2 separate regions of the Homo sapiens genome follow, and region 1 is linked to region 2. Evidence: chromatin contacts called from ENCODE Hi-C or POLR2A ChIA-PET data. All regions are on one chromosome and are shown on one strand. The core of a region is the stretch at or near the end of the contact, and the rest is flanking DNA. Distances in the headings are between cores, read along the strand shown.

Evidence for each region. Hi-C counts contacts between places; a loop is a spot of excess contacts on that map. ChIA-PET counts read pairs that join two places held with the same protein, here RNA polymerase II (POLR2A). Pooled maps may share reads with other maps.
Region 1: a loop to region 2 is called in a pooled map, with 2.2 times the contacts of the local background. The contact joins the promoter of LINC02909 here to the enhancer-like site in region 2. A Hi-C loop is called at or near these places in 4 of 37 single-sample maps with no recorded cell type and 3 of 50 pooled maps. POLR2A ChIA-PET finds 5 or more read pairs at or near these places in 7 of 52 experiments (A673, Caco-2, GM12878 and 4 more).

The regions. Positions count from the first base shown.
Region 1 is chr12:24,995,575-24,999,310 of GRCh38, reverse strand. It overlaps LINC02909 (long intergenic non-protein coding RNA 2909), which reads left to right and starts at 1,846. Exons shown (of 4, transcript NR_171024.1): 1 at 1,846-2,079; 2 at 2,972-3,114; 3 at 3,244-3,504. It also overlaps a transcript of IRAG2 not described here. RefSeq lists enhancers at 798-907, 1,158-1,287.
Region 2 is chr12:24,930,114-24,933,658 of GRCh38, reverse strand. The region is part of intron 1 of BCAT1 (branched chain amino acid transaminase 1); the gene reads left to right. Among named protein-coding and RNA genes, the nearest start is that of BCAT1, 17 kb to the left of the region's middle. RefSeq lists an enhancer at 1,906-2,095. Within about 2 kb of position 1,803, at least 4 of the 41 ENCODE cell types and tissues checked have a DNase peak (open chromatin) inside an H3K27ac peak, as active enhancers do; they include GM12878 and OCI-LY7, where a contact is called at or near this core.

The sequences.
Region 1 (3,736 bases), core at 597-3,096, 66 kb before region 2:
CCGATTTGATTCTTACCTAAAGTTATTCGTTATATATTTGATTTTCACCACCAGTGTAACTGCAGACTTCAACATCAACCTCTAAGACATCCATACTCTTTGGGACTTATAGAAATCTACATTTGTTCTGACTTCAATGAGTTAATCTACTACGTATGTACAATGTAGACAATATTTCTTATTCTTTAGGAATGTATATGTAAACAACATGACATAATTTGTGTTTATCAACATCTATATTATTCAATCACTAAGAAAGTTGCATTTTATTGCAAAGAATGGCATATGATGTATACAGAGGTACAAAAGCAGCATCCTGGAAAAAGCTGGCAGATTTCAGGGTGATTCAAAAGGCTCTGTAGAAATCTTTCTGAATCAAATTCTAACTCCAAACAGATTAACAATGTAATTATCTTTCCTGTTTTTTTCCTTTAAAATGTTTTCCTCCCTTTACTAAAGTTATTTATTGAGCATTGAACTTCCAAACCTTAGATCAGGCAGGCTGATTTTTAAAATCATTCAAAACTTGATTAGGAAAGCCAGTCAATCATTCATGATTCATCTATGTGAGATCCTATTGGTAATTAATGCAAAATCCTTAATATACGTAAAAAAAAAAATTTAAGTATGTGTGTAGATAGACAAGAGATTCCTTTTGCCAAAACAACCCTTCACTAATGATTAGATGCCACTAAACTCTTCATCAAAACCTAAGAAGAAACATCTGTTCACTGAGACATTCCCAGGAAACCCATCTTTAGTGAGCTCAGTGGGAGGGCAGAGCATGGTTTTCTGCTTAACCAGTGAATTTTATATCTGCCAAATTAAACTGTTTTCATTCTCTTTGTGACTACTATTTTATGTGATAAAATAATAACACTTCTTCCTGCCGTTTCTAGGATAGATGATAGCAGCTGTTAATCACATGATTTGCAAACCACAAGTACCAGATTTAGTAAATGCTCAGCAAGTCTGTCATCCGCAACCTTTCTGATTATTAATAAATGCAAGCTGGTATAGGCTAGAAACTTTCCTCCCACAATTCAGTTAACCTTGTTATATTAAGCTTCTTGGCTGGGTCACACCAAGCTTACTATAAACATCTCTTATTGGAACAATTCCTAAAATAGCAGAGTGACACATGCTTCTGAAAACTGTTCTTCTGTCTCACTTCTTGTTATATGAAGTCTGGTTTTCTTCTCAGAGAACAAGAGAAGACCTACAATAAATCTCTAGCTTCAAGAATTCAGGTGCCTCCAAGGTTCTTACAGTCTATAAAACTACATCACTGCGTTTCACTAACACACATTCCAAACGACCAAGCCTGAAAATGGCAGGATTAATTTAAATTTCCAAAAGCTCCATTGAAAACAATTTGAGATTTGCCTGTGGTGACAGCAACATATCTGGGGAATCTCACTTTATCACTCTCAGCTACCCATCTTTTTTCCCTATTTGTAGAGTGTTTTTCTTTTCAGATTTGTTTCAAGTTTTCAATGAACTCTGTTGAACCTCTAATATAGACTTATTGGAGGTTTGTCCCTTTTGCCACAAGCATTTTGAGGTTGAGACACAACAGAACAGCCTACATCTGATATTGCTTTTCCCTGGTTAGGGCGGTACTTTCTCGGCCTTCGATGACTAAAGGCCAGCATCAGCCAAAATTTAATTATTTCGTTGGGGAAAACTCACCACCTTATTTTCGCTTGACTTCGCCAGTGCTCCAAGAACCATCTGAGAACTGGGAAGAAAGAGTGGAGACCTACAGGTCAGATGACATGGGTGGAGCCCATTTCTACAGAGTGGCTTGGGCTGAGGTAAAAGAAGCTAGAGAAGAGAGCCGCTGATGCACTGCACCTGCCTAGGCTGGAGTTAAGGTACTAATCACAGCAGCAGTGCTGGGAAAGATGCCTAGGAAGGATGAGGATGACAGGCACTATTTTGGTGTGCTCCCCACCACAGCAATAACAGAAAGATAGTCCAGGTGCAGTGTCTTTCACCTGTAATCCCAGCACTTTGGGAGGCTGAGGTGGGAGGATCGCTTGAGCCCAGGAGTTCAAGACCAGCCTGGGCAACATGGTGAGACCCCCCCCCACCCCCGGTCCCCGCCCGGCTCTACAAAAAACAACACACTAAAGCTCATCCTGATTATACTTTCTAATCAGATGAAGGAAAATTATTTTTAAGTTAAATCTCATACTTTTTCTTTTGTTTTTTGGAAATGGAGTGTTGCTTTGTTGCCCAAGCTTGAGTGCAGTGGCACGATCTCAGCTCACTTCAATCTCTGCCTACTGGGCTCAAGCCACTCCCCCACCTCAGCCTGCCAAGTAACTGAAATGACAGGGGCATGCCACCACAGCCAGCTAATTTTTGTATCTTTTGTAGAGATGGGGTTTTGTTGTGTTGCCCAGGCTGGTCTCAAACTCCTGAGCTCAAGCGATCTACCTGCCTCAGTCTCCCAAGGTGCTGGGATTACAGGTGTGAGCCATTGCGCTCAGCCTGGTCATTATCATTTCTATCACCAGGTGAGAGCAAAGGGGAGTCAAATACTGGGGAATAAGAACTGGGGCTCTGAGTTTAAATAACCTGAGTTCAAACCCCAGTTCTGCTGCTTACTAGCTTTGTGATCTTGGACAAATTATTTAACCATATGTGCTTCAGTTTCTTCATCTGTAAAATTGCATCAATATCATGCAATGACCTCCGGGTGTGCTGCAGGGATTAAATGAGGTTAATACGCAGATGGCCCTCAGAACCATGTAGCACATTCTGAGCTCTCAGTAATGTTGTTATGATGCACTTTCTGAAACTCCTTTAACTTATCCAATACTAGAGGTCCTCTTAAAGCACCAAATAGCACCTAGAAAGAAATGACCAAGTAACCCGCTCCTCTCATTAGATTTGCTGTTTAATTTCCCATGAAATAACCTATTATAACATCCATGCTTGCGATCTGCTTATCAATCCACAGATACCGAAACTGGCAACACCCAGAGACATTTCCCTCCTAGTCATAAAGGAAGCCAGCAGCAGAGCCAGAAATAATATTCAAATTCTGGATCCACTAGACCATATTGCCCGTCTGACAAATTATACGCTTACATCCTGCTTCAGGTGAGTCTAGTATACCTGATGTTTCTCAGAGCAGTGAAAGGAATAACCTGAACAATAAATTCCAACGAACCTGTAATGAATTGCATTAACATGTTATTTCATTATTTATGTAATATTACCTCCTGACAGTTCTAATAAGGTACCCACAATGCCGGGTTCTCTACCCACTGGGAGCAAACAAGGGAACGTGCAGACGCTGGACAGCATACGATGGATGCCTGCAACTCCTGTACCTGCCCCCGAATGCCACCAGAAATATGCCATCTCTACTGAAACAGCTTTTCCAACCCTGAGCACGTTTATGAACACGGAAAAGAGTGTAAAGGGGTCAAATGCAGACTTTACAAAAAGAAACCCAAGATGGAGATTCCTGTTCGGGATATACTGCAGGTGGGGTTCATAACAACATAGTCCTTTACTTGCCAAGTAATCTGAAAGCAACTAATTAGAGAACCTGTAAGGGATGCCAATCCCAGTTTTCAAAATGGCATTTCAAGGAAATTAAATCTTATCATGTAAATAGGTCAAGAAATCCGTTTAAATAACGTATCTGCTTCTCTCTAGGTAATCTACAATGTTGTTAGACTATCAAGCCAGTAGTTTTAAATATGTGTTGGAGCTC
Region 2 (3,545 bases), core at 554-3,053:
ATACCCCAGAAAACATAGCCACTTAAGTGAGAACTCACTCACTATTCACCCCCAAGATCCAATCACCTTCGACCAGGTTCCTCCCCTGGCGTGAGGGGATTAAAATTCCACATGAGGTTTGAGTAGGGACACAGAGCCAAACCAAACCATATCAGAGGGTGAAGAGCAGGTAAAGTTGCAGCTCTCCTGCAACTTGCAGGGAAAGGCCATATAACACATGGTTATGAGCACAAACTGGGACTGGACTGCAGGTGTGTGAGCCCCAGCTTTGCTATTGAGTGACCACCAGCAAGTTATTAAACTGTGCCTCAGTTTTTTTGTTTATGAAATGGTGGTATTAGTACAACCCACCTCTCATGGATGATGTGAGGATTAAATAAAATAACATGTTGCCAGGCACAGTGGTGCACACCTGTAATCTCGGCACATTGGGAGGCTGAGGCCCGAGGGTTACTTGAGGTTAGAAGCCTGAGACCTGCCTGGCCAACATAGCGAAACCTCATCTCTGCTTAAAATACAAAAAAAAAAAAAAAAAAAAAAAAAAAAAAAGGCCAGGCGTGGTGGCTCATGCTTGTAATCCCAGCACTTTGGGAGGCCGAGGCGGGTGGATCACAAGGTCAGGAGTTTGAGACCAGCCTGGCCAATATGGTGAATCCCCGTCTCTACTAAAAATACAAAAATTAGCCAAGTGTGGTGGTGGGCACCTGTAGTCCCAGCTACTCGGGAGGCTGAGGCAGGAGAATCACTTGAACCTGGGAGGCAGAAGTTGCAGTGAGCCGAGGTTGCGCCACTGCACTCCAGCCTGGGCGACGGAGCGAGACTCCATCTCAAAACAAAACAAAAAAACCAAAAAAATTAACCAGGCATGGTGGCACACACCTGTAATCCCAGCTACTCAGGAGGCTGAGGCAGGAGAATCACTTGAACCCAGGAGGTGGAGGTTGCAGTGAGTTAAGATTGTGCCACTGCACTCCAGCCTGTGCGATAGAAGGAGACAGTCTGCAACAAAGATCCAAAAACAAATATAAAGCACTTATAACAGGGTCTGGTCTGAAATAAGTACTATGTAAGTACTGTAAGTATTAACTAATATTATTACAATTTATCCTCATATAGTAACATATCAAATATTTTCAGTCAGTGATGCAATATGAATAAAATGAAATGATGCAGTAGTGACAGAACTGAGAGAAAGCTGGTACAAATTTATACTGACTGGTCAGGGAAAGCTTCACAGAAAAGGTGAACTTTCAGCTGACACCTGAGTACCATGGTCTGGAGGTAAGAGTGTCCCATGCATATGGAACAGCAAATGAAACTTCCCAGAGCATAATCTGAGAGGGGAGATTTCAGGAGTGGAGCCACATCATTGAAGTTCCTTAGTCCTGGTAAGTGTGGATTTTATTCTAAGTGTGGTGAAATGCCCCTGAGAGGTTTTGAGTAGTAGATGGAATTCCATTTTTAAAAGTCACTGGTGAGTCAAGTAGTGTACTATGGTTACATTTTTTTCCCCTTATACCTCATTTTGTTTTTCCTGCAGTTAATTCTTGCATTATTTCCTTTTATTTACTTACCTTACTATATATTTATTATGAATTCTTTCCAATTCCCAACTTCCTGACAGCCTCTCAATGTAATTTTACTTAGGTTAAATGTATCTGACAGTTCATTTTCTTTTTTGTCTCTGTACTCTTTCTGCTACCATTCTCATTCTTGCACTAATTTGTGCTGGTTTCTCTCTGAGCCAGCTGCACAGCTGCCTGCCTAAGACTTCCTCTTGGCATCTTTTACCCTCTCTCTGTGTTACATCCCCGGTTTTCTGAATCGTGTGGCGTTCTCCTTTTTACTTTACTTCCTCATTTGTGTTGCACGTATGCTCTAGTTGTTTTTAGATAAAGAGTGCATCAGAGGTAGATGTTTTGATTCCTTACATGCCTGACTTTTTGTTCTACTTTTGCTCTAGGTTAATACTTGATTTTGAATAATATCCTAGGTTAGAAATGATTTTTCGTCAGAATTTTAAGGGAATTGCTTTTCTGTTGTCTAGTTTCCTGTGTTACTGATAGGAAGTCCAAAGGGGCTCGTATTTCAGGTCCTTTTTATGTGTAACCTGTTTTTTGTTCCTTGAGGTATTCAGGGTCTCTTTTTATTGCTAATTTGGGGAGCTTTATCATAACATGGGTCCTTAGTCATTCATCCTAGAAAATTTTCCTTTCCTATATCTTTGATGATTTCGTCTCCTCTGCTTTCCCTCTTTTCTCATTCTTAAACTTCTATTTGTTTGACATTAGACCTCCTTGTTTGATCTTCTAATTTAATTTTTCTCTCCTAGTGTCCAATTTTTGAGGTGGGAGAAAGATCTCATCAATGTTATCTTTCAGCCTTTCCCCTGAATTTTAAAATTTTACTCTTCATATTTCTTCTGATTAATCCTTTAAAAAAATAGCATCCTGGGCCAGGTGCAGTGGCTCACACCTGTAATCCCAGCACTTTGGAAGGCTGAGCGGGGAGTGGATCACCTGAGGTCAGGAGCTCAAGACCAGTCTGGCCAACATGATGAAACCCTGTCTCTACTAAAAATACAAAAACTTAGCCAGGCGTGGTGGTGGGCTCCTGTAGTCCCAGCTACTTGGGAGGCTGAGACAGGAGAATCACCAGAACCTGGGAGGTGGAGGTTGTAGTGAGCTGAGATTGTGTGCCATTGTACTCCAACCTGGGTGACAGAGCAAGACTCTATCTCAAAAAAAAAAAAAAAAAAAAAAGGGCCCTGTTCCACTGAGGCTTCAGTGCGGAGCATGGAGGGATACTACCTCCAAATTCCAAACACGTTTGACACATCTAAAGAACCTTCTAAAGGATGACTAAACTAATTCTGCAAGCTTTAGCCTCTAACTTATCTCCAATTTATATTTAATAGAAGGCTGGAAATTGAACAGAAAGGAAATAAGATTATTTGGAAATAAAAAATTGTCAGCCAAGCAAGGAGAGCTTGGCATTTCTGGAAACTTCTTTACCCTGGAAGAGGTAAAAAAGTGATTCTCCCATTCCCCCAACAGGGCATTCACTAAAAATTAAGTGAGAAATGCTTTGCCTAGAGGATCTGTAGCTTGCGAACACTTGACTTGTGCCACTGGTGTACGGAACATAGCAGTGTCAGCTCTGCCCTGGGACAGTCAAGGCTGGCTGGTGCTGCCTGTGGTTAGAGTCAAGAGAGGGGTCTTCAGTGGGTGCAGTTTGCAGTTCCAGAGTTTAGTAGAGCAAAGACGTCATGAACTATGTGAACTCTGAGGAAAGGTGTCATAGAAACACCTCAAAAGGACACTGTCTAAGAAGGCTACTTGCTGGGGCAAGGAGACCCCAGGGGTCAGAGGCTGTGTAGGGAATAATGCCAGAGCTGGGGTTGAAGGAGAATCCTTAGAGGTGAGACAGAATGTGCATCATTGCAGTGGGGCTGTGCAAGGCAGTGGTCTCCACAGGAGGTGAGGACAAGGGGGAGGGGAGGTTGTGAAGAATCCGTAAGTGACCATGATGCAATAGAAAGCCAG